Linked DNA regions of Homo sapiens: region 1 is linked to region 2. Evidence: chromatin loops called from intact Hi-C (ENCODE). Cell type or tissue: chondrocyte. All regions are shown on one strand. Each heading gives the region's core, and the rest is flanking DNA. Links, peaks and the distances in the headings are about the cores only.

Evidence for each region. Peaks named below come from ENCODE experiments on the same cell type or tissue, not always from the same donor. Only the 100,000 strongest peaks of a DNase experiment are listed, where the experiment ranks them.
Region 1: a loop joins it to region 2, with 2.3 times the contacts of the local background. A loop is called at or near these places in 3 of 110 quality-filtered maps.

Annotation. Positions count from the first base shown.
Region 1 is chr7:155,754,756-155,770,051 of GRCh38, forward strand. RBM33 (RNA binding motif protein 33) reads left to right here. Exons shown (of 18, transcript NM_053043.3): 15 at 9,057-9,263; 16 at 11,712-11,900. Among named protein-coding and RNA genes, the nearest start is that of SHH, 50 kb to the right of the region's middle. RefSeq lists enhancers at 167-1,339, 3,660-3,954, 9,144-9,303 and a silencer at 13,667-13,860. In chondrocyte, for the core only: a CTCF peak has its summit at 9,285; no DNase peak of the experiment used is centred there.
Region 2 is chr7:155,445,957-155,461,252 of GRCh38, forward strand. It overlaps EN2 (engrailed homeobox 2), which reads left to right and starts at 12,173. Exons shown (of 2, transcript NM_001427.4): 1 at 12,173-13,106. The coding sequence starts at 12,422. EN2-DT (EN2 divergent transcript) reads right to left here and starts at 11,162. Exons shown (of 3, transcript NR_186580.1): 1 at 11,034-11,162; 2 at 5,211-5,366. RefSeq lists enhancers at 7,860-8,385, 8,386-8,911, 10,835-11,826. In chondrocyte, for the core only: no CTCF peak of the experiment used is centred there; no DNase peak of the experiment used is centred there.

The DNA of each region.
Region 1 (15,296 bases), core at 8,254-10,753, 310 kb after region 2:
CCGTACTAGAAAGTCAAATGCATGTGCTAAGAGAACCCTTTTCTTTCATGAAGCTTGGTAGTTAGGAGGTCTGTCCAACCTGGTCTCTCTAACCTTACGGATTTGGTTTTAATTCTGCCTGTGTAGACCTAGTTCCAGATAGGCAGTATTTTAGATGTAAGTGCTCCCCATGTTTTGCATGCTTACTATTTCATGAGGATAATTCATTGCAGAGAAGAAAGAGAATGTGAGCCTGTTTATTAATATTTTCTTTTACCCCCTCTTCTTTAATCCAGTAGTCTTCAGAGAAAAAAATGAGAAGCCCTAAATGTATTTATATTTAGAAACTTCGTACAGCATGCATATCATTTATTGTCCACATTTTGAGTGAGCTTTATAAAGATTACAGGGATAGGCCCAGCATTGTTGTAGTTAATAGAAACCTGTTCAGTGAGGTCTCTGGACTGTAAGATCAGCAACATTGGCGGTGACAGTGAAGTATGGCCTTATCGAAAGGAGAATTCATAAGAGGCTGCCCTGGGACACTACACCCCTGTCCTTCTGTGTGTCCTGACAATGTTATCTGTCCTCTCAGTATGGAGTATCAAATGTCTGTCATGAGTACAGAAATTAATTTAATGTCACCTGAAGACATGCAATTAATCTTTTAGAGGTTTTCATAATACCTTTACAGAAAGAGTTGCCAGTTTGGCGGATTTGGATTTTGGGGTTTAGAAGAAGATAAGGAAAATTAATTTTTCATCAGGGTTAATACAAGTTAGCAGGGCCACAAAGGCTGAGAAAAATGGTTGGGGAATTTGTCAAGTGTTGTCACTCTAGAATAATGCTGCTTAGCGTCTGATAGGTATAATCAAGAGTTGAGATTTCTATAGAGGGGGTTAATCAATTTGCTTGCTAGTGAATGCAAGTCAGTGATAGCACTTCTTCATGGGGTTTAAGAGTGAAAATAAGATTTGATCTGTCAAATTGCAGGAAGCCCTGACAATATCAGTAGGTGTTTTTATCTATGCATTTAAACGATTTGTTATAAATAAATTTGTCCTGCTAATGTTGGGGGCTACAGACCTCTTTTTTTTTGTAATGATTAAGCTGATAAAAAGTATTCCCTAAGCTTACTTAATTCAAATAGTGCCTTTTATAAATATACAAAAAAAACTAGTCTAAAAAGCGATTTTTATAGCATTAAAAGATAATCATTTGTGGGAAAAAAATGTTTCTGGTTTGACCAGAGATGACAAAACTTCTTTTCTCTCTCATGTGCTTTGGAGGAAGTAGAAGATATTTAAAATGCTGTCTGAACCTAGTGTTGTTTGAAGAGTTAAAAAGCGAACACCACCCTGGGAAAATTCAGTTTCAAAGCAAACATACTTTTTATGAATAGAATGTATAGTCTGTCACCCACATACAACACTTATATGTGGATGTTAAGATAACAGCCTTCTAAAATTCAATTTGAATCAACAGTATTTTAAAATTTACTTAACTAAGTACTAGTAATTTTAGGATCTCTTTCAATGCTGTAATTATATGCATAACTATAACCTTATAGAAGACTTATAAATAAATGGGTAGATTTAATTTGGCTTGGTTCTTATTCAAATCTTGTCTGTATGTGTGAGTATAGGTATAAAAATATGTAATCAATTTGTTTCTCAGATGTAATCAGTTGAAGAATTTGTTCCTGGATATTTGTACTACAACATACTAAAATCAAAAGTCAAAATCAGGAAGTTGTTTTGGTATATGCAGTAAAAGGGAATTGAAAGCGTTGTTTCCACATTGATCCTGCCATATAAATTGGGCCAAGTGTGAGTCTAGCGCGTTGCAGTTCACTCCTCTCGTGGTGCACTCTGCTTGCTATTTGTTCTGAGAGATGACATGAAATGGTAGCTGGGATCGTGATGTTTAATCTGAGCACGTTGGAAACCCAGGAGAGGCCGAATGTCACTGTGTGCCGCCCGTGAGTTGGAGTGAATGGTAAAACCCCAGGCGAAAGCACAAGTTGCAAAGTAGGCAGCAAAATTTGGGCAGAAACGTCACCAGCAGTTTCCAGATAGCCGGGTAGCTTGGTGGTGGGTAGCATCTGTGGTATCTGGGTAGTATCAAAACCCATATTTTCCTTTCCCCAGCATGGCTGTTGTAATACCTGATTTTGTGGCTAAAATAGGACTTGTCAGTTTACAAGTAATGATTAGGACCACCAAGCTGTATTAGATGCCATTCAGAGTAACGCTTGCCTACTTCTTGACAGAGATTGTAGTGTCAACCACAGTATGGGCTGAAGTGTACCTTGAAATAAACGTCTGTCCATTGGGAAAGGTGAAATGAAAATTTTCTCAAAAACAAAACCACTAATAAAGTAAAATTTGAATGTGATCAACAGAATCCAAAGGGACAAGTTGAATCGAAGAGTCAATGGGAGAATTTGACCCATGGGTAGAAGTTGTTCACCTGATCCAAACTACGCTCCTGGCCACAACCTAGGAATGTGTATGCTAGTTCACATTCTAGTGTGAACTGGAGTAAAACCCGGGAACTTGAAACTGTTCTGTAGAATTAGCTTTTCCTCATGCTAAGTCAAAAGGGAATAATTGTTCTTTTAATTAGAAAAAAAAATTCATTTTTTTCTTACAAAATGAAACAACCTTTTACTTATGTTCAAGCCTTCATTGCTTAGCATGATCTTCAGAAAAATTCAGAAGCACAGCATTATAGTAGCCCTTCATTTAAAGTGATTTAATTGTTGATCCCGTTTGTTTCAACTCTGTCTGAAAATAGTTTCAAAATATGTTAGTGTAAACTCCTCCCCTGGTTTTGGAGCCACAAAGATGTTCCAGCGCTTATTGTGTGACTGAAGTTTGTTTAATGGGCACAATGAGGATACTACTACTTACCTCTTAGGGAGGTGTATTAGGCAGTTCTTGCACTGCTATAAAGAAATACCTGAGACTGGATAATTTATGAAGAGAAGAGGTTTAATTGGCCCAGGGTTCTGCAGGCTTTACAGGAAGCATGGTGCCGGCATCTACTTGGCTTCTAGGGAGGCCTCAGGAAGCTTCCAATCATGGTGGAATGCAGAGTGGGGAGCAGGCGCATTTCATGGCAAAAGCAGGAGCATGGTGGTGTGGGGTGGGGGGCGGGGCATGTGCCATGCACTCTGAATGGCCAGATCTTTTGTGAACTCAGAGCTTGCTTATCACCAAGGGGATGGCCTAAGCCATTCACAGTCATCCGCCCCATGATCCAAACACCTCCCACTAAGCCCCACCTCCAGCACTGGGGATACATTTCAACAGAAGATTTGGGGAGGGACAAAATACCAAAACTCCATCAGGAGGACTGAAGGAAAACAATGTCTGTACGGACCCTAGTACCTTTCTTGTCCTGTTGTAGACATTCAACAGATATGAGCTATGGATTATTTCACTGCCAGTACTAAGTGAATATATTGAATAATACCAAAACTCTTGATGATTAAGATCCCAGGAGTGCCTTGAAAATTTCCATTATAAAGTTTTATGATATCATTTGTTGCTATATAACAGGGTCCCCAACCTTACTGGCACCAGGGACTGGTTTCTTGGAAGACAGTTTTTCCGTGGACTGGGGTTGGCGGTGGGGAATGGTTTCAGGATGAAATTGTTGCACCTCAGATCATCAGACATTAGAGTCTTATAAGGAGCTGGCAACCTAGATCCCTCGCGTGGGCAGTTCACAGTAGGATTCATGCTCCCGTGAGAATGCCGCTGCTGATCCGACAGGAGGCGGAGCTTAGGCAGTAATGCTTGCCTGCCTGCTGCTCACCTCCTGCGGTGCATGCAGCTCAGTTCCTAACAGGCCACAGACTGGTAGTGAGGGTTGGGGACCCCTGCTGTATAAGGTACAAAAACTTGTCTTGGATATAAGCAGCTCCAGAGCTTACCCAGGCAGGGCTTCTTTCTGCTGAGCAGGTTTGTAGGAAGAGTCTTTCCTTGAAAGTTGGGTAGTCGGCATCACAAGACTCTGAAGCACCCCACTTTCTGTGTCTTCTGGTGTCTGCCTGCCCTGAGGACACTGTGGTGCACATGCCTCCAGGAAGCAAGAGACCACCGAGAGCCAGACCCACTGGGAAGAAAAACCAAGTAGCTGCATCCCAACCTGCCACTGGGACCGAAGAGTCTGTCAGTCTGGGCCCAAGAGCTTCCCAAGCAGGGAGGGGTGCAGCGGCAGGCCCAGGAAGGCCCACCCGGCCCCACGGAATGAGCAGAGGTGGCACTAGGAGGTGAGGTCTCTGTCTGCAGGGACTGTCTCATCACAGGCCTTATTCCTGTCTTTTCAGGCCATTTCTTAGAAAGTCGTCAACGAGGTATGACACCATCACATCAGGACCCTTTCTTTATGTTACAAGATCTGCATAAGGAAATTTTAGTTTTTTTGAAACAGATGAGGAAGAGAAAGGCTTTTTGTAATACCTGTATTTCTGAACTTTAAATAGAGATCAAGCCTACTTAAAAAATAAACTTTCCTTCAATGGAAAATAAAAGTTTAGAAATTTATTTTTCAGAGTTCTTATCTGACGTTAATGTCACCAGACATAAATTTTCACCAGTCTCTTACCCAAAATAATGATGAAGAGAACTTTTTCTTATTCGGGGTATTTATTGACTCAATGTTTATGTTCTTTTTTTTTTTTTTTTTTTTGAGATGGAGTCTCGCTCTGTCTCCCAGGCTGGAGTGCAGTGGTGCGATCTCGGCTCACTGCAAGCTCCGCCTCCCGGGTTCACGCCATTCTCCTGCCTCAGCCTCCTGAGTAGCTGGGACTACAGGCGCCCGCCACCGCGCCCGGCTAATTTTTTTTGTATTTTTAGTAGAGACGGGGTTTCACCGTGTTAGCCAGGATGGTCTCGATCTCCTGACCTCGTGATCCACCCGCCTCGGCCTCCCAAAGCACAGTTTAAAAATTATCAAATTACTACAGTGTTATGTGTTTATCACCCAAGTACACATACACATTGTATACCTTACAACATGCAAATAATAACATCCTCCTTTTGGTGCCACCTATTGTTGTTAAAGTTTCCTCTCTAGACCATCTTGTTTCAAGCTTTGGATTGCCAGGGAAACCGGCCAGAGCATTCGTCTTGCTGTCCGTCATGTTCTGTGAACATCGTTCCCTCCAGGCCAAAGGTACTGTCGCCTCTCTTTCTGCCACGTGACACTTCATGTTGCTGGGCTGAAAGTTGGCCTTTTATTATCTTAGTGGTGTAGTAAATAGGTGTGTACTGATTGACAGTGGCTGTAACCTAGTATTCTGATGCTATAATCTCTCTTAGCACATTCAGAACTACTTAACTTTAAAAAGTACAGGCAACTATTTACTGATCTATTCACTAAATATTTCAGTGCCTTCTGTGTGCATGAGACATTTTGGTAAGCTGAACAAGAGATTCACTGGGGTCTAAACCACTGGCTTCTCTCAAGCACTTACAAGACAGCAAATGTTGTGGTCGGCATCCTTGGAGACCTAGTTGGTTAAGCTACCAGGGAGCTGATTTAGATTGCTTAAGTTCATACGATGGAAGTCCTTCTTAGAGAGCAAACCTTCCACAGTCCATGCATTTGCCCACGTTAGTGGAAAGGGTAGAAGTTGGAGAATCACAGTCAGTAAGACTGTTGGGTTGCTGAGTTGTGTGGAGAACTGAGTGGTCTGATGTCCCCTCCACCTAACATGGGCCCTCATGGGACCTGGAGGTTGGTGTGAAGTGTTCGCGCTTGTAAAGAGGAGGAATGTTTTCAGTGGCAGTACAGCTGAACACGTGCATAGTGAATTTATGAATCTCATACTAAGATTGTACTGTCAGGCAACAACATTGCAATAGGATTTTGGATAAATTAATGGTCACTGGTTCTCATGAAAGATGAGGGTATGTGGTATATATTTTTAAATTTTAAAACTTTTTAGTATAGAAAATTTCAAGCATGTATAAAACTAGAGAGAATTCACATAGTTTTTTAAGATACAGACTGAAAAATTGTGTACTCAGTATAGGCCCTCCCTGCCTGGTGGGATACCTACTCACACCTTGGGTAGAAGACCTTGTGGAGAAGATTTAAGAGGCACAAACTACCAGCCTGACTTTGGATTTTGCGAGCGGTCTGCCTTTTCACAGTGCTTCCATTTTCATGTGGGGGTTGGGGGTAGCCCCTGTAAGACAGGAGCGACTCCCAGTAAGATCGCACGTTTCAGGCGATGATAATTCAAATGGTAGAGTCATAGAGCGTTAGGTGGGAGAACCCATCTGGCTCAGTCACCCGCAGCCCTGGCTGGACGATAGCAGATATACACACGGTCCTTTCCTTTGTGTAGTGTGTTCCCTTGGTTAACCGGGGGGGTGTTAAACCAGCCCTGCGCTTCTGGGATGAATCTTACCTGGTCATGAGGTGTGATCCCTTTTCCGTGTTGCTAGATTTAGTCTGCTAATATTCTGTTGGGGATTTTTTTTCATGTATGTTTATGAGGAATATTCTTTTGCAGTTGTCTTCTCTTTTGATGCCTTTGGCCTTGTATTAGGGTAATACCAGGCCCAAAGAATGAGTGGGGAAGTGCTTCTGCCTTTTCTGTTTTCTGAAAGAGATTGCGTAAGCTTGGTAGTCTTTCTTCCTTAAATATTTGGTAAAACTTACTGGTGAAGCTATTTGGGTCTTTGTTTTTCTTTGTGAATGGTTTTTAATTCATTGTCTTTACTTCTTAGAGTTCTATTCGTATTTTCTCTTTCGGTCAGTTTTGGTACTTGTGTCTCGTTGAATTTGCTCATTTCATGTAAATTGTCTAGTGTGTTGATGTAAAGTTGCTTGTAATGTTTTTTAAATTTCTTAGGGTCCATTGCGGTGATCCCTCTTTGTTTCCTTATTTTGGTAATTCATCTTCTTTCCTTTTTTCTTGGTCAGTATCCTTAAAGGAGCATCAATTTTTTGCTGATCTCAAAATACCAACTTTTGGTTTCACAGATTGTCTTTTTTCTGTTTACCATGCCGTTGCTTTTCGCTGTCATCTTTATCATTTTCCTTCCTTCTACTTGGGTTTGATTTCCTTTTTTGAGGACGGGGGACTAGCTTCTTGAGGTAGAAACTCAAATGACTGATTTTAGATGTTTTTCCTTTTTGATGTCATTGCTTAAGTTGCAGCCCCTGAATTTTGATGTGTTGTATTTTTGTTTCCATTCAGTTTAAATATTTTTTGTTCAGTGTTTGTATTATTTTTATTTCTCAGCCTAGCTTCCTAGGGGTTGACCCGACTGCTGCGTAGCTTAGTGGCCAGCCAGCGCCTGGGATGAGCTTGTGCTCAGGTCTCTGGACCCTGCATGGCCCCCCATGGCCAGTTATCTGTGTGTGGGTTGGGGCTTCCCAGGCAGCCATGTGGGGAGAGCCCATCTAGGCCTTCTCTAGCACTTTCCGTTCTGGAATTTCCTCATTAGGTTTCTCAGATTTCTGGCTGGTGTGCTGCCTGTTCCAAACTGAACCATGACCAGAGGCCCACAGACCCATGGGCTTCCCTGTGCCTTTCCCTCTGAGGGTGCTGTATGGCCAGTGCTGCTGGGGAACTTCAGGCCTTACTGAGTTTCGGCTCTGTGCTGATGGAGCTGCCACACACTGCACTGTCCTCACAGCTCAGGAATAAGTGCTTCTCCATTCTTTTCATTTTCTTTGATTTCCAGAGTCCTCAAATGTTGTTTTGGAAAATTTTGTCCAGCTTACACTTGTTTTGGAGAGAGAAGATTTGCAGACATTTTCATGCCACGTATTCCTGTGTGACATTTTTCATCTCATCTTTTCTTGAGTCCCTGTTTCTTTGTACAGTCTTAGCAGAAACAAGCTACATCCATCTTGCCCCAATCCCATGTTCCTTCTTTTTGCAGAGCCCTTTGTTCCGTTTGGTCTCCACAAGATAACGTTTGGTAGGAAGAGCGGGACACAAGGATATGTGGGCTGCTTCTGAGCTGGTTGACCAGGTTGCCCCTGGAGACACTGGCACAGCTAAGCACCCTGTGGGGAGGGTTTACTATCCCGTGACTGACACTCCCTCCCTGTCGATGTTGAGAGTGGGCCTCGTGCTAATAAAAGCCTCCGTCTTCCTTTTCAAGTCCAAGCATCCATCCTGACATAATTCATCAGGGCGGTGTCTGCCGTCCTTGCTGTTCTTTCCCAGCCTTCAGCTGTTCTTTGGGAAAAAGACTACTCAGTACTGAAAGCAGCTGATAGGCACCACCCTAAGACATGTTTATGCTGCCTGGACGTATGAACAACATTGGTGGTGCAGTTCCAAGGTGTACGTGCCTCCTGATCGATGAACAGACTGTTAATAAAACACAAAAGATAAGATTCCTGATATTTCTAAGGTTCTTCGTAGAGTAAATGCGCTTCTTGGAAATCCACGTACTCTGTAGTTGCTAATGGCACTTGTAACTCAGCAGAAGGAAGGGAAGTTTCTAGCCAGTATTTTGTGATGCTCTTCGGCGCTTCAGAGCACTGCATTGGAGAGGTCAGAGTATTTGAAGTTCACGTATCCACAGGGGGTGGAAGGCGCCGTGATGGGTTTGGAAGACTTACAGTCGCAACCAGCAGGAGTTGGGCTCATTGCCTTCTTAGGGTAGGTTGGAATAGGAGTTAAGAGTTTAAAACCACTGCTCATGCAAACTGTACATTTTAACAAGAATGCTCTTGAAAGTGAATAATGCATGCTGAAAGTGAAAATGCGTGTTGGATATGAAGTATTTTGAAAATAACCAGTATTTCACGGAATTCGACAACATTTATTTTAATCGCAGATCTCTTATATGAATATAGTAATTAAAGGGCATCTTAGTGTTTGAAATTTCAAACATATTGTTAGAACCTGACCACTCTCCAATGAGAAATGTCCTTACTGGCTCTAGTGAAATGACAAGTTTCGAGTCACACTTGTTTGAAATGGTTTTGCTTTGTGGGTGAACACTGGCTGAGGTGGGCTTCCTAATGCTGGGGAGGAGCTTTTGGTGGAGCAGACACTGAACAACGTGCTGCCTTCTTGGTTTCAGCAGGGAGGAGAGAGCGATGGCTTTTTTCACCCAGAAGGCCAGCCCCAGCGGCTTCCCCAGCCTCCGGAAGTGGGACCACAGCCTGCCCGCAAGGTGACGCTGACCAGGGGGGGCCTCCAGCAGCCCCCACATCTGCCAGCGGGGCCCCACGCACACTCGCCTGTCCCTCCAGGGATCAAAAGCATCCAAGGAATTCACCCGGCGAAGAAGGTACTGCTTGTTGCCTCGCACGCAGCCCTGGAAACGCGAAGGCCGGTGTGAGGCAGTGTTCAGACGTGCTCTAATTTGTAGCGCATGGCACACAGTAGTACTCACATTCATAAGTGAACCATCATTTCCTTTGTTCTGGCTTTGAAAACGCGTTAACATTTTCACCAAAGCCTTTTCCTCTCCTGACTTATTTCACAGAGCAAACCCAGAAGAGCACCCGCAGCCAGCCAGGAGTGCGATTGCTTCCTGCCGCTCTGAACTGTCGACCCAGCAGCATCTGCTGTGCTCTCGGGACAGCGCCTGCTGCTGCGTGTCAGCATGCTTTCCTTCCTGTGTTCACTGACTCACCAGAAATTTTACAAATGTGAAATCAAGTGCATGCTCATGGCCCCAGTTGAGACAGGGGAAACTGAGGTCTTTAGAAATGAAGTAACTTGCTCTAGGCCACAGTTCCCAGCTGCTTAATCCTTCCCTTAACCCTGGGGATTGGAAGGAGCTTCTCTGAGCTCAGGCTGTGAGGCAGGAAGCAAGGGTGCTCCCCATCCCCCTTTCTGTTGGAGTGGCCGTCTGTGCACTGGGAGCACATCCTGTCACGTACGCAAGTGACAGAGCGCCCTTCCCCTCAGCTTCTAGTGAGGCATCTTTCTGGCTCCCCAGAGTCTTGAGAGTGAAGTGCCCTCTTGGTGCAGAAGCCAGTAGCACCTGTTGGGTGGAGCTATGCAGAGGGAGACCTGGGCGCAGCCCTGCTTTGCGCTCTGGAGAACGGCAAGTCTGCCCGCTCATTCTCCCTCGTCATCTCGTCACTTTAGAAGTAGTGTCACTATTAAGACTATTCTGGCTCCTTTTGAAGTACTTAAGTTACTTCGTCTTATCTCATAAACACTTCATGATATGAGAGCAAACAAAATTCCATTTTGTACTAGAAAACAGATGTGTAGACAGATTCAGTGATAACGCCAGTGTTAAAGTGATGGATTTCTTTAAAGATCGCTGTGGTCTGAATTTTCTTCCTTCAGGTGCCATCCCTGAATATATGATGAGAAAGGCCTTAGAAACACCCTCCATAACGCGCACACGCACAGCACACTTGAGTTTCTTCAACTTAAATGTAAATGCTCCTGTGACTGAGGGTCATGATGTTTCCTATCTTACTTAAGCAATTCTGAGCATCTTATAAGAAGATGCATTTAAAAAAACCTGGTGCCTGGTGTATATAAGTAGGCATTTGTTAGAGATATTATTGTTAATATCATAACTTACTCTAGTTAGAACAGAAGACTAGTTAGTTACTACTGATTTCCAGCCAGGGTAACTGTAACTTGCAACTTCTCATGTGCATTTTCCAGTGTGGTTTCTCTTGAAATAACCCCTTGCAACTGTTTTAAAACTTAATTCACAGGCATAGTTTTGCTGCCTTCTTCAGAGTACTAAGAAATGTGGAGGTTTTCTCTTCGTTTCCTTTTGTGTGCGTGCACACTCAAGTCCTGAGGTTCTATTCCAGTTTCCACCTAACTTTCTGCCTTTCTCTGTGATGGACTGGGAGGCCACTTTTGCATTCTGCCCGAACTCCCCAACAGGATTCGGGTAGGCCATCTGGAAACCTAGTGCCGTCCATCACCACCCTGCCTTCTGCGCTTCACCGCTGTCCTAGGCTACATTGGGCACATATGTTCTCTCTGACTTTCTAATCTGGAGAAAGTGTGGGAAAGTTCAGCAGTTTCCTCTTCTTTAAAAGTTCCTTGAGCAGTAGTTTTGAACCCTTGGCAGCTTTTAAAAATAATAATGCTTAGGCCCGCCTTAGACCAGCAGAATCATACTTGGGGAGTGCCTGGGTCCTCAGTCACAATTGTGTTTTGTTTCTTTTGAAAAGCTTGCAGACGATGGAAATGTGCAGCCACGGCTGAATTTCTGGTTGCAGAATCTGCCTGGGAGGGTTTCAGGGTAGCAAATGTAGTCTCTGCCAGCGGAGTCAGGTACATGATGCTGTGGCTTGTTGTGACTGTAAGGTGGACTTAGCACTGTGCACAGCAGGTCCTGCTTAAACCAGCCTATACTACACTAGGAGAAATGGGGGCTCTGGGACTCTCAGGACAGGATCCAAATTCTGAACTGTCATTTGCAGCAAGTTTCTCAGCCCTGACGGGTGCCTGATCTACACAGAATGATGATGACACAGAGTGCCCACCGAGCACAAGCGTGTGGCCCCTGGAGAGGTGCAGGCTTCGTCAGCTCCCTCCTCTTCCTCCGCCTACACTTAAACTTGCTGGATATAGTTGTCTCATTTAGCTATTAAAACATTCTCTGATAGTGGATAGAAAACTACAGAAAATCCTGTAGCTCATGGTATATTTTAATGGATTCTAAGTTATTTGTTCACTTTTATATCTTAGTGACTATCGAAGAAGCTCAGGCTTGAAACTCTGAATGTATTTCCTTTGTTGTCACCAGGCCATCATGCACGGACGAGGCAGAGGAGTGGCCGGTCCCATGGGCCGGGGGCGCCTGATGCCAAACAAGCAGAACCTGCGGGTGGTGGAGTGCAAGCCCCAGCCCTGCGTGGTGTCTGTGGAGGGGCTGTCCTCGTCCACCACGGATGCCCAGCTGAAGAGCCTGCTGATGTCAGTGGGACCCATTCAGGTAGCCGCCTGGGGGTGGCATCTGTGCCACGGGTAGTTGTGTCCCAAGACAAAATCATTTCTTGATTTAAAACACAGTGCCCTTTGTGTTGGCTACTTCATATTAAAATAATACTTGGGAAGTAAGACAAATAACCTGTTGTGCATACTTAGTATCAGAACATTTGCCTCAAACGTTTATTTTGAAATTTTCAGATTCTTAGTTATAAATTTTAAGAAATAAATACCCCAGCTGAACAGATTATCCTTTGAGATCCTTTTAATTGTCATAGAAGGTTCACACTTGCACACATACATACAAAATTTTTTGTTCTATCAAATGACTTGTTTTATTTGTAATAACATTACATTTTAAAGTATTTAGCCTTCTTTTCCTTGCTTTCCAGAAATAGCTTCATGTGCTAAATAGCTGTGACTTGGTTTAGATTTTACAAATATGACAGTATCTTGGATTGTATCTTCATCTCTTAATTTAAAGCTGGCTAACTCTAATGCTGAAACATGCCTGCTGAGCTGGCTGCAAATGAGATGCATGAAAAGGAACACAGTTCCAGGTCCACTGGAAACAGGGTTTTCCACGGAAACTCCTGGTCTCTGTAGGCTGACCCAGCGAAGAAGCTACCTGCTTGTTCAGTCCGATTTCTGGCCTCCCCGTCAGGTGCCACCTGTGGTGCCCATTGTTGCCATTGCCACGCACCGTGCGTCCCGTGGTGGGATCTGGTGTGTCTGGGGGCAGAGCACTTTGGAAATAAGACATTTTTGGATGCACAGAGTACATGTCAGAGTTCTGAGGAGTCCAAAGTGCTTTCTTTCAAGAATCTCTTACAGCCTCTAGCTTCATGGGTGGATTTGGAAACATGTTAACACTAGGGTTGATACGGGTAATTAATGTACATGTTTTAGATCTCCATCTGCTGTTGACAGTTCCTAAAAATGAATAGATGAAAACTCTTCCAGAAACATACATGTTACTTGGGTTTAATTGCTGCCATCTTCATTACTGGCTTCCTGGGGAGATAGGTTTCATTTTTATTGGTGTGTAGTAATGGAAAGTTAACCCAAAGCCTTGGCTTCTGTTTGTGATAGAGCGGGCTCCCTAGTGGTGCAGTTAGGAATACTTCATCAGCTATTAGAAGCGTACAGTGTATGTTTAAGGATATTTCAAAACAATTGATCATAATCTGGATTAATTTGCAGGAACACGGTAGACACTAGAGCATTTTAGATGGATTAAAATGTGGTTATCCTAATCTGAGATTCTCAAAATAAATGGTGATGGAGAATTCTGGTCCAGTAACTGTGTAGCAGTGAGTCCAGATGAAAAAACCCTGAGCCTAGTCTGTTGTGAGCCACAGATGGGTGCGCTTGGCGAGGCCTCACGTGTGTGGCCCAGTGTCCTGCTGGTCCTCCTGTCTTTGGGGCGATCTGCACTTCCCTGTGGGCAGAAGGGTTGCACTGTTGTTTTCATATGTCACCTGCTACTTTTGTGGACTTTGCTTCATCCTGTGTAGTCTTGATCATTTTCTTGAATATTTTTGAGTGTGATCGAGTTGTCAAGATCCATACCTGAACAGCAAGTACTGTTTGCTTCTCACAGCATTGAGTGAGGCTCAGAGCCTACATTGTGAGAATATGCTTGGAGTCATTGCCAAACCAGCTAATTTCTGTCTTGTCTTTTAAATTGAATTTTGCATTTTGTACCGTGGGTTTGTATAGACCTCTTAAATGGTCTCTTTTTCCTTCCATTTGCTTCCATTTCCTTCGAGTGCTGGGATTACAGGCGTGAGCCACAAATATTTTTTATCCTAAATGTTTTGGAATAGTGTCGAGTCTCTGTCTCTTTGGGATATGGCACCACCTAGTGTTCACTGGTGTAATGCCAGGTGGTGTCTACACCAGGAGGACCTATATTCATTCCTTTGGGCCTTTTAATTTTAGAAGATTCTAGTAACTGCATGTTATTTTTTGTTTTTGTTTTTGGAGACGGAGTCTCGCTCTGTCGCCCAGGCTGGAATGCAGTGGTGCGATCTGGGCTCACCGCAACCTCCGCCTCCCGGGTTCAAGCGATTCTCCTGCCTCAGCCTCGCGAGTAGCTGGGACTACAGACGCGTGCCACGCCTGGCTAATTTTTTGTATTTTTAGTAGAGACGAGGTTTCACTGTGTTAGCCAGGATGGTCTTGATCTCCTGACCTCGTGATCCGCCCGCCTCAGCCTCCCAAAGTGCTGGGATTACAGGTGTGAGCCACCGCACCCGGCTGTCACTGCATGTTAACTATACTTTTTAAACCCATGGAATTTGAGAACTTTTCTCAGTGTAGCAGTGATGTGGTAGCCAGTTTTGTTCTCAGATTAGTGTTTTACTTCCTTAAACTACATTAATAAGCCTCTCCAGAAAGTCCATTTCAAAGACATTTATCTATAGACTCAGTGAGGAAGAATGAGAAGATTTCGTAGAAATGTCATAACCAGAAGATGGTCTTCCAAAAAGTTTCGAACTGTAACCATGTTTCAGAAATTGTAACTTGACAAGAACTTGATTCTTCGAAGACTAGATATTTTTTTTTTCTGTCTACTCATAAACCACATAGGAACTCTTTCGTTCTTCCTGGGTGTCATCTGGAAGGAACTGAAAGAAGCAAGAAACCGTCATCTGTGTTTCTTGCGGGAAAGCACATTAAAGCAGCGGGAAGAAGGGGAGTGGGCGCACAGCCTCCCTGGCTGGGCCCTAGTGACCGACTTCTCCCGAGTCAGCTTTGCTCCCAAGGCCAGGGGGGCTGCCGTCCCCCAGAGGCTGCTGAGGAGAGCCCTCGGAGATGCAGTGCAGAAGCCTCTCCCTGACGCTGCTGATTTGGGGGTAGGCATGGAAATGTAGAGAGTACCGCTCAGAGAAGAATCTGCCCTTTGCAGAGCGGATCTCAGCCCACCATGGAGGCCCTGTGAACTCGGTGGAAGGTGGGATCATCTCGGCGTCTGACTGACTGATTCTGCTTCTGCTTCTAAGATAAAGTGGATCACCGAGAAGACAGCCCCTTTACGTCTGGTTCTGACTGCAGGAAGGCCTGGTTGGTGAAGTAGAAAATGTTGGAATCTTGAGTGAGCAGCTGAGTTGTTTTGAAGTTTGGACAATTGAGAAAGAAAACACTAAGCAGTGTCAGACACGGATTCCAGAAAAGCCCACGTCACAGGCTTAAAGAACAGATGTGTGTGGGCACATGATGGGAAGCCACAACGGAAAAGCTAGTTAACTGGAGGCTCTCCCACAGGGTTCTGAGAACACGGTTGTTAATCATTCCAAAAGGAGGAGGAGGATTGAAGAGACCTGTGTGAGAACACAGAGCTTGTCTGTGCTTTAGAGGAGAAGCATGCGTAAGACAGGGAAGATGGGACAACCAGGAG
Region 2 (15,296 bases), core at 10,306-12,805:
AGGTTGTTATTGGCCATTGGTAGCAGACATTGTGCTCTTCACAGCCACACACTCACAGGTTTTTTTTTTTTTTTCAAATGCAGGTTTTACTTAAGAATGTTCTTGAAGAAACAGTGAAAAAAAAATAGTTTTATTAAAGCTCAGCTCTGGAGCACATGTCTTTTCAATATTCTGGGTGAAGAAAGGGGGAGCTGTCATACAGAAGAACAGCGGCCATCGAGGAAAAGGACGGGCGGGCTACAGCCATGAGCTGACTGAGCCCGCTTTTTCATGGAGCCTCATTTTACATGGAACGGCACCCAACAGACAAATCATGGTTATTGAGACTTAGGTCTTTGACAGACACCTTTGCAAAAATAAATGAAACTACCCTGTCGTGTTGAGGAAAGTAGTATTTACCACTAAAGGTAAAATGTGAGTTTTTAAGTGAAAATTAAAATTCTTGAAAACTTGTATCCAACATCATGAGTCAGACAACCTCCCAAATTTAAAGAGTTTTCCAATAAGATTAGTGGTGATATTAACAAATGTGATTTTGTGATACTGTTTAAGGAAATAGTTCGACATTTGGAAGACCTGCATAACTCAGTGAACCAATATTTTCCAAATGACCAATATACAGTGGCATGAAATATTTTGCAGGCTGAGGCAGGTGGGTTACTTGAGGTCAGGAGTTTGAAACCAGCCTGGCCAACATGGTGAAACCCCATCTCTACTAAAAATACAAAAAATTAACTGGGTGTGGTGGCATGCACCTGTAATCCCAGCTTCTGGGGAGGCTGAGGCAGGAGAATCACTTGAACCCAGGAAGCAAGGTTGCAGTGAGCAGAGATTGTATCACTGCACTCTAGCCTGGGTGACAGAGAGAGACTCTGTCAAAAAGAAAGGGAAGGGAAGGGAAGGGGAAGGGGAAGGAAAAGGGGAAGGAGGGAGGGAGGGAGGGAGGGAGGGAGGGAGGGAGGGAGGGAGGAGGAAGGAAGGAAGGAAGGAAATATTTTGTGGGCAAAAGAGCCATTCAAAGTGCAAGACAGATAAATGGATTTTAATGTAATAGAGTATGAAATGTTCATTGACATGGTTTCAGATTCCACATTGCAACCAACCTTTAAGAAACCACCATTTGTTGAATTTGGGGGTAATATCAAGGAAAAATGTTCACAATTATCTGCCAAGGCTAATAAAATACTCCTCCAGTTTTCAACTGCATATCTGTGACAGGTTGCATTTTCTTCATATACTTGAACCAAAATAATGGATTGCACAAACAAAAATGAGAATCCAACTATCTTCTATTAAGCCAGATATTAAAGAGGGGTGCAAACATGTACACCACTCTCCAGACTAATTTTTTTTTGTTTGGGGGAATAGAATAAGTGTTCATTAAAATATGTTAAGTAAACATGAAGTGGGTTTTTATTGTCATTGTAAATGAATCAATTAATCAATATATTTAAAACATTACCATTTCATCATACTGCGCAAATCACCGGATAGACATCTAAATCTATCCGTTGCTATATACAAAAGCTCTTTGGGGGGCTCAGTAAATTTCTAAGAGCATAAAGCAGTCCTGTGACCAAAAAGTCTGGGAGCACTGGCTTCATGTTACTGTGTGCCAGTCCCTTTAGCAGGACTGGGGGTACAGCCAGGAAGACGAGGCCCTGCCCTCTGGAAGGTATGTTCTAGATGAGAGACCAATAATAAACGCACCAACACCTTTACAACTGCAAGTAGCCATAAGTGCTGTGGGGAACACACCTGGATTAGGGAGTCATTTTAGATCATGTGACCCTTCTCTGGGGAACAGTCTGTGCCCAAAGATATGGAGAAAGAATGTACCAGATGAACAAAGAGTCAGGACCAAAGGAAAAGAGCTCCCCTGAGGTGGCCATGGCTTGGAGGCTCAAGAACTGGCAAAACTAGACTTAGAACCTCAGGTGAGGGAGGTGGCTGGTGGATTTCATTGTGCCTTGAAGGACATTGTAAGGATGTGTCTAATTCTCATGCACATGGAAACCACTGGTTTTGACCAAGGGTAGGTCTGAGCTGAAGCTTACTCTGTTGTAGGGAGAGCGGTGGACCACAGGGCACATGTGTGAGGTGGAGAGCTGGTTAGGAGGCCATGCAACCCTGCAGGTGGAGGGGGAAAGGGCTTGGGGGCTGGTGGAGGACGCAGGAGTATGGGGGAGCTGTGGAAAAGACGTGGAGGCAGAGCCAGCAGGCCTTGCTAAGGGACAGGAGGTGGCTCTAGAGAGAAAATGAGGGATCAGGGATGTCTCCTGGGGGGTGGCCAGCTGGGTGACTGGGAGAAACTGGGAAGGCGCAGATCAGGGCAGCAGGGGTAGCGGGATCGGGGGTGCTCTGAAGTGAACACGTGAAATTGAAGGTGCTCGTCAGCCTTCCAGTGGAGGCATCCAGGAGGCAGCTGGAACTGGAAGGAAATGGTGACAGTCGTCAGCACCGTAGAGGTGGCGGTGGTGGTGGTTACAGCTGGACCCCTCTGGGCTGGTGGGAAGTGTGGAGGTGAAGGAGCAGGGAGCAGGGGGAGGTGGAGAAGGAAACCTCAGGCTTACATTTTCACCCTATTCTTGGCTGCCATATTTTCAGGAAGTCCCTCTTGAGGCTGGGACAGAGGGTGGGGACAGTTCAGTCTCCCTGAGAGAGTTTATTCTCGGAGGCCTGCGGTGGGAGCCAGGGCGCGGCGGAGAGGGTTTCCCACCTCTTCCCCAGCAAGCGGGAGGGAGGCGCCGGGCTGAGGCTGCGCTGAGCTCGAGCTCGCCGCCCGGGTGGACCCGCCCTGTTCAAGCGCGGAGGGGCGGAGGCCTGGTTGGGTTGTAGCGTGGTGCGGAGCAGGACGCCGCCTCGTGCCATGGTCACTGGAGACGCACGCCCATCTTCCCTCCCGGGCCCGTCGATCCTGCCATCTTCCGCTCCCGGCCGCTCGTGGGTGTTCGTCATTTAGACCTTCCCCGTGCTTCATGGGACGCAAGCCCTCCCCCAGAGTTCGGTTTTGCAAAAGAGGTCTGGAGCCCTCGCTACAGATCCCCTCCCTGGGCCACGGAGGATGAGAAGGGTCACCGAGCCGAGCCGTAATCCTGCGTAACCCCTGACCTCTCTCCTTCCCTGCCCCCACGGCACCCCATCGTCCCCTCCCCGTCTCCGAGGTCCTCCAGAAAACAGCGCAGAATTGTGCAGATGTTTAGGAGATGTGAAGATGCTGGAGATGCTTAGGAGGCGACGGTTACGCGAGGAGAATTGCTTCCAGGTGCGCTTCTGGAACGCACGGAGATCCCCCGGCGGGGAAGGGGCCGGGGCTCGCGTCACTTAGTGTCTGCTCACCGATTTCCCTCTGAAGAGGGGGCCCAGGGCCTCTGCTGAGGGAGCGGGGAGGCGGTGCGGGCCCCTCCCGGGCACACATGGGTGTCCGCTCCTTCCTCCCCCTCCCCTCCCCTCGCACGGAGAGCGGAGAGCGGAGAGCGGAGAGCGACAGGGAGGCAGCCGAAGACTTGAATTTTGAAAGGGGAGCTGGCGGCGAATGGTGAATGAGACAGCTACTTAGGAAGCGAGTCCAGCCAGCCCGGGAGGCGGTGGAGACCCACGCCCGGAAGTAACCGGATTAGGTCTCAGAATGTGATCGCCCCCCGGGTCCCGGGGGAGACGCCAAGGACGCGCAAGCGGAGGGCGCGGAGACAACTGGGAGTCAGAGTCTCCATCACTTGGGCTGGGAACGCCTCTGGGCGTTCCGACGGGGTGGCGGTGGGGGTCGGGGGAGGCCCTTGAGAACCGTGCGGCCCGGGGAGAGCCCACCCATTGCTGAGCCCCGACACAGGCTTTGAAGTTGCTGCAGTGGCTCAGCCCCTCCCCCGTCCGGCCCTGCGCAGCGCGGTGCCGCAGAGTCCAGGCCGTGCCTCCGTTTCGTCGCTCAGAGCTTATTGCGGCGGCTCATTGGACCACGTCGGTGGGGCGATCGCAGCCTCTGATCTGTGAGCTGCAAAGAGCTCCGAGGTTCATTCACAAATCTGCGCCCCCAGCCGTCCCTCCACGCACCCGAGCCACGTCCCGGGACCCGGAGAGCCCGGGGCGTTGGGCGCTGCGGAGGAGGCCCGGCTTCTGTCGCTCCCTTCACCTCCCAGCCCGCGAGGGACTTGGGGGAAGGGGGAGCAAGCTTTCGCTCCGGAAGAAACGTTCGGAACCAAGGAGTCTGACTCCTGGATCCGGGTGCCTGTTGGATCCAGGCTCCCACTCCCGGGCCCTCCGGTCGAACCAAGGGTCCCGACAGGGCCCGAGGCACCCGCATTCCTAGGAGACAGGAGCTCGGCCAGGGCGCATCACCGGGTCCTGCTCCGAGCCAGAGGATGTAGTGTAGACACCCACCCCCACACCGCCCCTCCACAGAGCTCCTCTCCCCTTGGGGCGTCGCTGGGCACAGGGCAGGTCGCTAGGAATCCCCAGTAAAACCACGCTCGCTCAGAGGTTCGCGGCTTCCTCAGAGGGCGCTGGGGAAAGAGAGGGGACCTGATTTCTTCGACCCTCGGAGGAAAAGTGCTCGGGGCCTCCTAGGGACACAGCCCTGGAAGCTCACCTCATCTTAGCTTAGGCCGCGGCGAGGTGGGGAGGAGAGTTAGGAGAGGGGGAGAGGGGCTCTGCGCCCTGCAGAGGCCTTTAATTCTGGAGGAAAAAGACTGGGACACACCCAAGCGAGCCAAGGCCCGAGCCCCACGCACCTCCACCCACCCGGGGCGGCGCACAGCCAGCTCCTGCCGGGCGTGAGCACTCGATCAAGGGAGCAAGTGGAATGAAAATCCAGCTGGGGGGGTCCCCATCGACACAACTGTCCCGCAGTCGAGCTTCTGGATTCCTGGGAGATGTGGAGAGCCTGGGGCCGGCTCCCGCTCCGCAGAGCAGACTGGACTGCCCTAGGTGCCTGGAATGCGCCTGCACCCTGTCCCTCGGACCCGCGGGAGACCCGTGTTCCGCAAGTCCCCCTTCTCACCCTAGTCTGCCCCTACCTACATCCCGCCGGCGAGTGTGCCACCGCGAGGCGCCTCCTTCCCCGGGAAGGGAGCTCCCTTCCGCGCAGACCCGCATTGCCCTTCTTTTCGCTCGGTTTTGTTTTCCAGGGGTAGTTTCTGCAGAAAGGAGATTCTCCTCCGGGCCGAAGGGCTACCAGCCTGCAGTCAGTTCAGCCCCGGACCCTGGGAGATGCTCACCACTCTGCGGATCTTGATCCGAAATCCTTTCTGGCCGCCCACTGCGGAGAGTGTCCTCGTAGAGAGGTTTTCAATCGAAGGAGCCTGGGCTCCACATTTTGTCTTCAAGCCTGAGCTTTCAGGGCTGCTTTGCACGAGGTGCAGATGAACTTGTGTCTGCAAACAAGACAGAAAACCCTAAGTGCCGCCCGACCTTCCTCTTTTGGGGAACCCGCACTTTGTCCTGGGAGCGTGCCCAGCGCCTTAGTACCAAACTTTCTGGCCGGGGCTGGCAGAGCTCAGAGTCCCGCTTCCCCCTAGGCGCGGCCCCCTAACATCTGTAACCCAAATGTTGCGCCGCGGCCAAAATTAGCCCTGGCAGTGCGAACAGAGAACTAAAAGCAGGCAGTGAATGAGAACAGCTCGCATTTCTCCTTCCTGGTAGACGGGGAGGTGTAAATCCCGAGGAATTCTAGGGCATTCGCTCCAAACGTGGGAAATCTTCGCGCGTATCCCGTTTCTTCCTCCCAGCCTGTGTTAATGCTCCAAATGGTGTCGAGTTGCTCAACTTTGCCGTCATCACAGAGGCTGTTGTGTCTTAGGGGATTAACTGATGTGAGACACACAAAACCCTGCAACTCCATAACATAAACTATAGCACAGCCTTTCTGGAGAGGGCTGGAATATTTGAGTGAGTTTCCGAGAGGAAAAGAGGAGTTTTTTAGAGGAGAAACAGAGCACTTCTATAATGTGCCCTAACTGAGAAATCTTGTTCTACTGAGCTTTTCTTTAAGTGGAACCAGAAGTGCTGGGATGAGAGGGAAAGGATGGGAGTGCGTCCAAAGGTGGACAGCAGGTCCCCATCCCTGGTGGGAGTGAGACTGGACGGCATCCCCCGGAAAGGTGGTTTGGGCCTTGGACAAGGCTAGAGGCAGGAGTCCATGATGCAGAGATGACACAGTGCCCCTCCGCGTGTGAGTCCACGAAGGTCACTACTGAGGCTTTGTGCTTGTAAAAGGTCGCCACGCTTCACACAAGCTTCTATACTCAACACAGGGATTGATTGGGTACAGGGATCCCCCCATACCATACATGTAAGCATGTATGTCAATTAAAGATGCTCGTGCTAAAGAAACGGCCAACTTTGTTGAACTCAGAGGAACTGATCAATCATTTAACTAAGTAGAGGAAATGTTTGAATTTAATTCGCAATTTAGTTGCCTTTTTATATAAAACTATATATCTTTATTTATATTTGATGAATGAAAAAAGAAATCAGTTCATGACTTTAACTTAAACATATGTTTTTAAAAATATATTTCCCCCAGCTTAGCCAGTATATAAACTAATTGAGTTCTCCTGGTTAAGCATGATTCAGTTGTGATATTTAAGAGCGGGAGTGGTTGTTTAGATATTTTCTTCCTCACGTGAAACCTAGACTAATGAGTTATCATCTAACAAGCTGTAGGTAGTTTGGCTGGGCTGGATCCAGATGGTTTGAGTTAAATCTAGATTGTACTTGCCTAAAATTCTGTAAACCTCTAGCTACGCAAATCCTATTTCCAAAAATGCTGGGAAGTCACTGTATAAGAGTTTAAGCTACACTAGCCTCTCTGTGATTACTTGTAGCCTTTGGGGAAAGAATAGAAGAAAAGAAAATGTCAGCCTCTGTGAGGTGGGGCTGGTGTTTCAGGGGTTCCTTTTGAACATCTTGTTTTCTTTCCAAAGGTCAAAAGGAAGGCAGTGGATACATACTAGAATTTCTTCCATCTGTGAATGGTCGCAAGGCTGGAGAAGGTGGCTAGTGTACTTCAAGGCTCATTATCCTTTTCTGTGTTTTCCTTCCTGTTTTGGTAGGCTTAGCCAGCTCAAGCCTTGGGTGCCATTCTTCAAATTCCTTTGCCAAACTAATTTTACTTATTTGACTGGATTATTTGAGAGGTGCCACTTTCTTCTGGGTTGCTGTGATTTTGAGGGGGCATTTTCATAAGAGTCCAGGCATTAGGTGGTGAAACAGTCTGTGCTCCCAAACCTGCCCCTCCCAGGGCTCCCGGGAGACTCCAGAGTGCAGGTCTGTCTGGGGAGTCTCAGGGGTGGGCCTTGAGTGGAAGTGGGCCCACCTTCCACAGGAGTCCAAATTTTATAGGAATAAGAACAGCAGTAAAACAGGACAAGAGAGCAGGCAGGGAGCTGCCAAGGAAAGGCGATTCTTGGGAAGGCAGGTCACCCAGAATAAGGCTCCCCTGGCGCTGGAGAGCCGGAAGGGGGAGCGGGCACAGAGGACCTGGTTTAGGTGTGGGGGTTACTAGCACAAGTAGAGCCATCCTTCAGATTCTCCTTCAGAAGCAGCTGCTTTCCAGAGAAACCAGGTGAGGGACAGTTTCTGCATCTTTACACGCCAGCTCTGGAGATCTGCCCACCTGCCCCCAGCCGCCCCCCTCCCCGGGCGAGCCTGGGCTAAGTATCAAGTCAGGACAGAAGGGCGGTCCCCAGTCGGCTCCTGGCCCACTCTGCTTCCCCAACACCTAGGGAGCTTGGGCTCAGCACAGGCGCTTCTCCAGCGATCGGGGCAGAACCAGGACGTGCAATGCGACTGCCCCCCCCTCCCCGCTCCCCGGCAGAGCTTCTGTCCGCGCCAACCCACCCACCAGGCTCTGCCCGCGCCACGCGCGCCCCTGGCAGGCCTGGGGCGGGGAAAGGCGAAGCGCTGGGCACGCGAGGGCCTGTGCACCCCAGTTCCTACGACGCTCCTGGCCCTTTTCAGGCCCGCCGCTGCCGCATTTAACCCCCTCCTTCCGGGGGTTATTCTGAAGAAGTCTCAGACCCTAGACCCAGCCTCCCAGACCCCGTCCCCGAGCTCGCCCGGTGGGCCTGTAGGCCGGTCCTCCTTCGCCCAGAGGAGAGCGCAGACACGCAATGTCCGCCCGTTGGCCCCGCCCGCCCCACCCCTGCTCCCCGCGCCCCTTCGTTTCGGCCTTTGTCTACAGGCCGGGTCGGAACGTCAGCCCCAGGAGCCGACGGTGGCTCTCTGCTCGCCCCGGGGAAGGTGTTGCTCTCCTATCGGCCCCAATTCCCCGCCCGGCGCCTGGGGCTTGGCTGCGGGGCTCGGCTCCCAGCCGAGGGCGCAGGGCTGGCCAGGCCTGCTTTGGCTGAGGTGGAGATCTCGCTCTCAGGGATTGTTGGGCGTCTCTGCCCCGCGAGTAACGAGACCGCCGCGAGCGAACGGCTTTCATTGAGTCCATTTTTCCAAGTGTCACCACGTCAAGCTAGAGAAGCGAGGCGAGTGGAGGGGACGCAGAGGGGCCGGAAAAGTCACCCTTCTCTGGCCTCGTTTTCAGATAAAAACGGGAGCCTGGCTCGGCATCCGGGCGCCCGGTGTCTCCGGGGCGCTTCACTGAGGTTTTGTTTGCAAAACTAGCGTCCGTGTCCTGAAGCGCACGGCGTCTGGAAGCTGCTTTCCTGCTCGCCCTCTCCGAGGCCCCTCTTTGTGCAGCGAGCCTGAGAAATATGGAGGACCGTCCTCCGCAAGCGGGTGGTCGCGGGCGCTCTCCGATTCCTGGGTGAAGCTAGAGGGAAAACGGGGTTCCCGGGTCAGTGCCCCACTTTCCATCCCGGGAGAAACTAATGTCCGGAGAGGGCTCGTCTGATCCGCACAGAAAGGCCGACCTTGAGGGCGGCGGTCGTTCGGGGGAGAAAGCGGAGGCTCTGGGCTCGCGGGAGCGCGGCAGCCGGGGCTGGCATCGCAGAGGAGAGACACGCCACTGCCCCGCATCCCCAGAAAGCGCGAGGCGCCGTCCCAGCTGGGGCAGGCGGCCGAGGCCGGTCCTCATGCGCGCTTCTCGAAGCTTCCTGAAACACCTTGCGGAGTTCCGTGTGTATAGAACTCAGCACCGCCCAGCCCCTGGGCAGCTCAACTTTCTGCAGCCCCATCCCAGCTTCCCCGGCCCTTTGAACGGTGACCCCTCTTACCGCTTTCCCAGAGTTGTTTCGTGTTTGGGTCCACTCTGGGGGGCCCGGTACCCTCTAGTTATCTCTCTCTTCATTTATTTCTCTTTCTCCTATTCCTCCCTCCACCTCTCACCTTCCTCCTTTCCAGGAGAGCGACCCACGAATTCCTCTTCCTCCAGCCAACCCCAGGGCCCAGCCCGCAGACCCTGCGAGGGCAGGTCTCTGCCCACCGGCCCGCCAGGCGCCCTGGAGGTGACGCTCTGCTTCCCAGAGTCTCTGTTGCAGCCACGAATTGGGGTCTGGGTCGCAGGAAAGCACAGGGCTGAAGCCCAGCGTCTTGGGGCCATTTATACTGAGGCAGTCAGAGGCAAAGAGTCCCAAGAATTCAGAAAATACTTCTCAGGAAGCCGCCTAATTGGCTTTCATGGGACAGGTGGAGCCATTAACCTGGGATGGTTTTGCAGGAACCAAAGAGCTCAGGGCCCCTCCTCCCCCCAATATCATGTTCAGGAGACCCAGAGTCGTTGGACCCTCCCTTTCCTGACTGGTGATCATCAGAGTTTCCAGAGTTGCAGAAAATTCTCCCCCCAAAAAACCAAGTAAGCGTCAATAAGACTTCCCACAAACTCTCACCAGCCCTATTTTCCCGGGGGGCAGGTAGACTGTGGGGTTTGATTTTTTGAGACTCGGGGAGGACCCCTGGCAGATGTGTGCCTAGCCAGAACATTTGGTAAGGACTCCTCCAATGAAGAAAAAGTGGAGGAATCCAGCCCCAGCGAGAAGAGGCTTCCCCACCCTGCCCTAGACACACCGGACAGAGGGCACACTCTGACCAGAGCCACGTCCAGTGGCCAGGAGGCCAGCCCAGCACCTCCTCCCCCACCATTCCCGTCCTGGGTGGGGGGGTAATTTTCCTGGGAGCAGCTGTGGGAACTGTCGTTTCTCATCCCAGCCCAGCCAGCACTCTGAAGCCTGCAGGGGAAGGACAGCACGTGGGATGGACACTGGGGAAGGAGCTTCGCAAGGCCAGGGTGCAACCTTCAGGCCCCAGGTGGCCTGGCAGGCCACGCTGCCTCGGAGATGCTTGCCAGACTCCCCAAGTTCACTCAGGGCCTGGCAGCAACCTGCTGGCTGCCTCTGCGGGGGTCTGGGTTGCTGAGCACGGTGCAGCTGCCCAGGGCCAATCAGCCCTAGGGTGTCCGTGCCAGGCTGCGGCCTCCCCGCCTCCCCCGCACTGAGGGTACTCATGGCGTGCAAATGCTCCCGCACCCCCAGAGCTGCCCTATCGGATGTTTCCAGGAATTCACACATTTCCATAAAAATGCATTTTAAATGATGGACAGGCGAGCCTGGGGTAACAACGGGTGTTTGGTGGGTAGACAAGAGCAAATGGGAAGGAGCCCGAGGGAGGAGGGGGAAGAGAAGAGGAAACAGAACTTCCAGTTGGACATTCTGACAACAGCTGGAAGGAAAGTCTAGAAAAGATGAAGAGAGAGGAGGGGAGAAACCAACTGGGGCTCCCACCCTTGCCGTTGGATTCCTAATTCTCGTTTCAAATGGGCCCTGCTCTCCGGCAAAATTAGTTTAAAGGATTTTAAAACAAAGAAAACGAGATGACCGGTCTGGGAGCTCCTCAATCAGAGTAGAGAAGTTAGAGGGGGGCGGGCGACTTGGTTTTGAAGTCTTAGCTGAACAGTCACCCCTCCTCTCCTTGGCAAAAAGGATTCCTTTAGAACCTCCGAGGCTCCTGGATTTCTCCCTTCGCAAATGGAGCCGCATACTGCATTCCCCCGCTCTTTCGGATCGCTAAGCATGTTTCATGAGGGTCGCTGTCCCCGGGTGGAATGCGGCCGTATGCACGCGCCTCCCTGCACACGCACACACACGCACACTTACAATAAGTGTCTGCAGGAGGAGTGTCCTGCGCGCCAGCTCTGCGTTTAAGACAGGAAGCTGCCGGGTTACCGAGTCAAATGGGAGTGACACTATTCCTCTCCATCAGCAAGGAAAGCGGACCACAAAAGTCCCTTTGTATCTCGGCAGCTCATTTAATATTATTTATGCATTTTGTGCAAGGAATTGTGGGATTTCGCCCCACGGTAAACAATATGGAAATCTTAAAAATAGCGATCTTCCTGTGCGTGTCCACCTACGCGCCCCGGGGTGACCTGGCGGGGCTGTCGCCGGGTGACTCACACCCCTGAACCGCGAAGCGACAGGGAAAGCGCGGGCGAGCGCAGGAGACGCGGTCGGGGGTCTCTCCGGGTTCCTGGGCTCCCGCACCCGGAGCGGGGGACGCGGCCGCTTTAAGGGGAGGAGGGGCGGCGGGCTGCTCCTGTCACCCAGCGGCGGCCGGAGCGTCACGTGGGCGCGCGGCGCCGCGGCCATTGGCCCGAGGCACGTGTCCAGGAGACCGGCCTGCGACGTCACTCGAGGGGGCTCTGTTAAAAATAAGAACAAAAATCCAGAGTGAAAGTGTCTCAGGTTGCGCCGAGTGGCCTGGAAATTTCCGAGCCCGCGCGGAGGCCGAGGCGGCGAGGGCGGCGGACGGCCGGGGAGCGCGGGCGGCCCAGCCCGGCCCGGCCGGGCCCTGGCCTCGCGTCTCTCACCCATGCGACTCGGGCCGCGGAGCTCTGCGGGGCTCGGCGGGGGCGCGGCCGCACGCCGGTGGGGCGCCCCGGCCCGCAGCGGGGCGGCGGCCGCGAGGAGGGGGCCTCCATGTGCGTGCGGGCGGTGGCGGGCGCGCTGACCGCGGGCGCCCGGCACCCTCGAGGGCCGGCTAGGGCGTGCGGGCGGGGACGGCCGGGCGGCGGCGGCGGCCGGAGCCGGCCCGGGCGGGCGTGAGCGCCGGGGAACGCGCTGCCTGCATGCGCGCAGCTCTCGCCCCGGGCGGCCCAGGCGGCGGCGCCGGAGCCCGAGGCGGCCGGACGCGGAGAGGAGCGGGGAGCCCGGGAGGCGGCCCGCGTCCCCGCCGGACCACTGCGACTGTCTAGACCCCGGCTGCGCGGCGAAGTCGAGGACTTGGCTCTGTTGAATCTCTCATCGTCTGGGCGAGCGGGGCGGCTCGTGGTGTTTCTAACCCAGTTCGTGGATTCAAAGGTGGCTCCGCGCCGAGCGCGGCCGGCGACTTGTAGGACCTCAGCCCTGGCCGCGGCCGCCGCGCACGCCCTCGGAAGACTCGGCGGGGTGGGGGCGCGGGGGTCTCCGTGTGCGCCGCGGGAGGGCCGAAGGCTGATTTGGAAGGGCGTCCCCGGAGAACCAGTGTGGGATTTACTGTGAACAGCATGGAGGAGAATGACCCCAAGCCTGGCGAAGCAGCGGCGGCGGTGGAGGGACAGCGGCAGCCGGAATCCAGCCCCGGCGGCGGCTCGGGCGGCGGCGGCGGTAGCAGCCCGGGCGAAGCGGACACCGGGCGCCGGCGGGCTCTGATGCTGCCCGCGGTCCTGCAGGCGCCCGGCAACCACCAGCACCCGCACCGCATCACCAACTTCTTCATCGACAACATCCTGCGGCCCGAGTTCGGCCGGCGAAAGGACGCGGGGACCTGCTGTGCGGGCGCGGGAGGAGGAAGGGGCGGCGGAGCCGGCGGCGAAGGCGGCGCGAGCGGTGCGGAGGGAGGCGGCGGCGCGGGCGGCTCGGAGCAGCTCTTGGGCTCGGGCTCCCGAGAGCCCCGGCAGAACCCGCCATGTGCGCCCGGCGCGGGCGGGCCGCTCCCAGCCGCCGGCAGCGACTCTCCGGGTGACGGGGAAGGCGGCTCCAAGACGCTCTCGCTGCACGGTGGCGCCAAGAAAGGCGGCGACCCCGGCGGCCCCCTGGACGGGTCGCTCAAGGCCCGCGGCTTGGGCGGCGGCGACCTGTCGGTGAGCTCGGACTCGGACAGCTCGCAAGCCGGCGCCAACCTGGGCGCGCAGCCCATGCTCTGGCCGGCGTGGGTCTACTGTACGCGCTACTCGGACCGGCCTTCTTCAGGTGAGCCCGCGGGGACCACGCGTCCCGGCTCGCCGCGGGGAGGCCCGCGGAGCTGGGGGGCGGTGCTGGCGCGGGAACTTACCGGGAGGAAAACATCTCGAACCTCCCCCGCGCACACGCACAAAGACTCACGCGACATTGTGTGAAGCTGACGCCGGCCCGGGCAGCGGCCAGGAGTCCAGCGGCAGGACTGATTCGCTAGGGGGTACAGACTTCTTAGGACCGCAGAAGGGACCTTCTTTCTTTCTCTGTCTCTCTCTCTCCTTCCTCTCTCCCTGTCTCCCCTCTCTGTCTTCCACCCCGCCTTGGCGCATCTCTTCCCAGCCCCTAGCCCATGTCTCCCCCACTGTAGTTTTTTTTGGTGGGAACGTGGTGGCTGGAAGATGGGCCCGGAAGTGCACACTCTCATCCCCTTCCCTACGATCTTCCAACTCAGGCCAGGCCGGGGACGCATGCCCCAGCCCACCCCAGACTTGTCCTACCATCCGGTTATCCCGGCTGTGCTCGGGGAAGAAAAGGCGAGGCCCTTTGCCGCTCTGCCTTCTGCCCCTCGGGCCTGCGCTGACCGGTGGGACTCAGGAGGATGCACACAGGGAAGGAGGAAAATAAAGGCGCCCTTTCCCCTTGGCTCCACTTTGTTTGCCAGCGCCAGCCCGCAGTGGTGGGGCTCAGCCCCCTTCCTGCACACAGCGAGGACAAGGGAGGCAGCCGTCCCTCCCGGCACCTGCCATCCCCAAATAGAAAGGACCTTCTCTCAGGGTTTCCTGGGGGCTGCTGATGGGAAAGAGGCAGCATTCGCAGGGGCCCTGCAGAGATGCTGGATATATTTTTTCATAGATCTGCGATTTTAAAAAACTAAGTCCATGTCCTTGTAGAAATCATCAACTGCATTCCATGCGGGTCTGCGGCTGGGAACCGCCATTAGAAGTGGACTGTTTGACCCCGAGCTGGCAGCGGATCCCCGCTGCCCCCAAACCCTCAACTATTTTGCGGGGGTCATTTGCCCAGATCACAGCAGGAGTGAGCCAACCCTTGGGCCGCCATCCCGCAGAACTATGCGTGCATATTTCTGATGAAATTCAGATTTCTCAGCTAGATCTGAAATTTGCTCCATTGTTCTCGTCTTCCTCCTTTGTTAATATTTAATTAACATACAGGCTCACAATGCCGGGCGAGGAGACTCGGCCGGGCTTTGTGCGGCGCGGGAGTTCGCTGAGCCAGCCCCCAACGGCCCGGGAGCTGGGCAGCACCGCCCGGCCCGGCCTGGCCCGGCCCAGCTCAGCCCAGCCCAAGTCGCCTATCTTCATGGGCTTTAAAATATCCCTGCAAGATAATGTTTCTGTTCTTTGGTTTCTCCGAAAGAAAGGGGAGAGAGAGTTTTCTTGGGGAGGTTTGATTCTGTTTCTGAGACTCCTAAGTATTTGTCTTTTGAAAGAAAATCAAGAAAAAAACCTAAAAATTATTATTTTAGGGAAATTTATTGCCATAAAATGGTGTCCTTTTGCGGGCTGCTTCATGAGTGCATTAACAAGAGCCCCAGGACCAGAAGAGTTTGGGGGTAGAGTTCTGGGGAAGGGAGTGGTTGGAAACCCAGACAGAGATGGGCTCTGGGAGCAGGAGGCTGGGGCCTCTCCTGGAGCCTTGTGCCCCATCCCCCACCACCGTTCCGGAGGGCCAACCCCATCTCCAAATCTGCACCTACCCCTACCAAAGCCAGGCCCACTGGCCTGGAGCCCTGGGCGTGAGCAAGACAGGCACTGAGTGTGTACGTGTGCATGGGGTGGGTGCCCAAGTATAGGGTGTGTGCTCTCATGGGTGGTGAGCCTGCCTATGGGTTGCTTTAAAAGCTGCCCTTGGTGCTCCTGAGGTGGTGCCCACAGATCCTCTTTCTCCAGGCCTGTCTCCTGGAGAGAGCACAAGACTCACTTGGCCATGAGGGAGTGCTTGGCATTCACCCTGGGCCTCCAGTTCGTCCCCCACCTCTTGCTGGGCACAGCCCCAGCACCCTAGTTGACTCTCCTGACCTGGGCAGGGTGCAGTCCCAGGGCCTCCAAGGAGATCCACATTCCTCTTCTCCTCAGTGTGCCCGGCAGCTCTCCGGCCCTGAAGGGTGGGGGGCCCCCAGCCTTCTCCAGCCACAGGGACCTGTGATGAAGCTGGGGCCAGATGCTCCCTAAAGCCGATTCATAC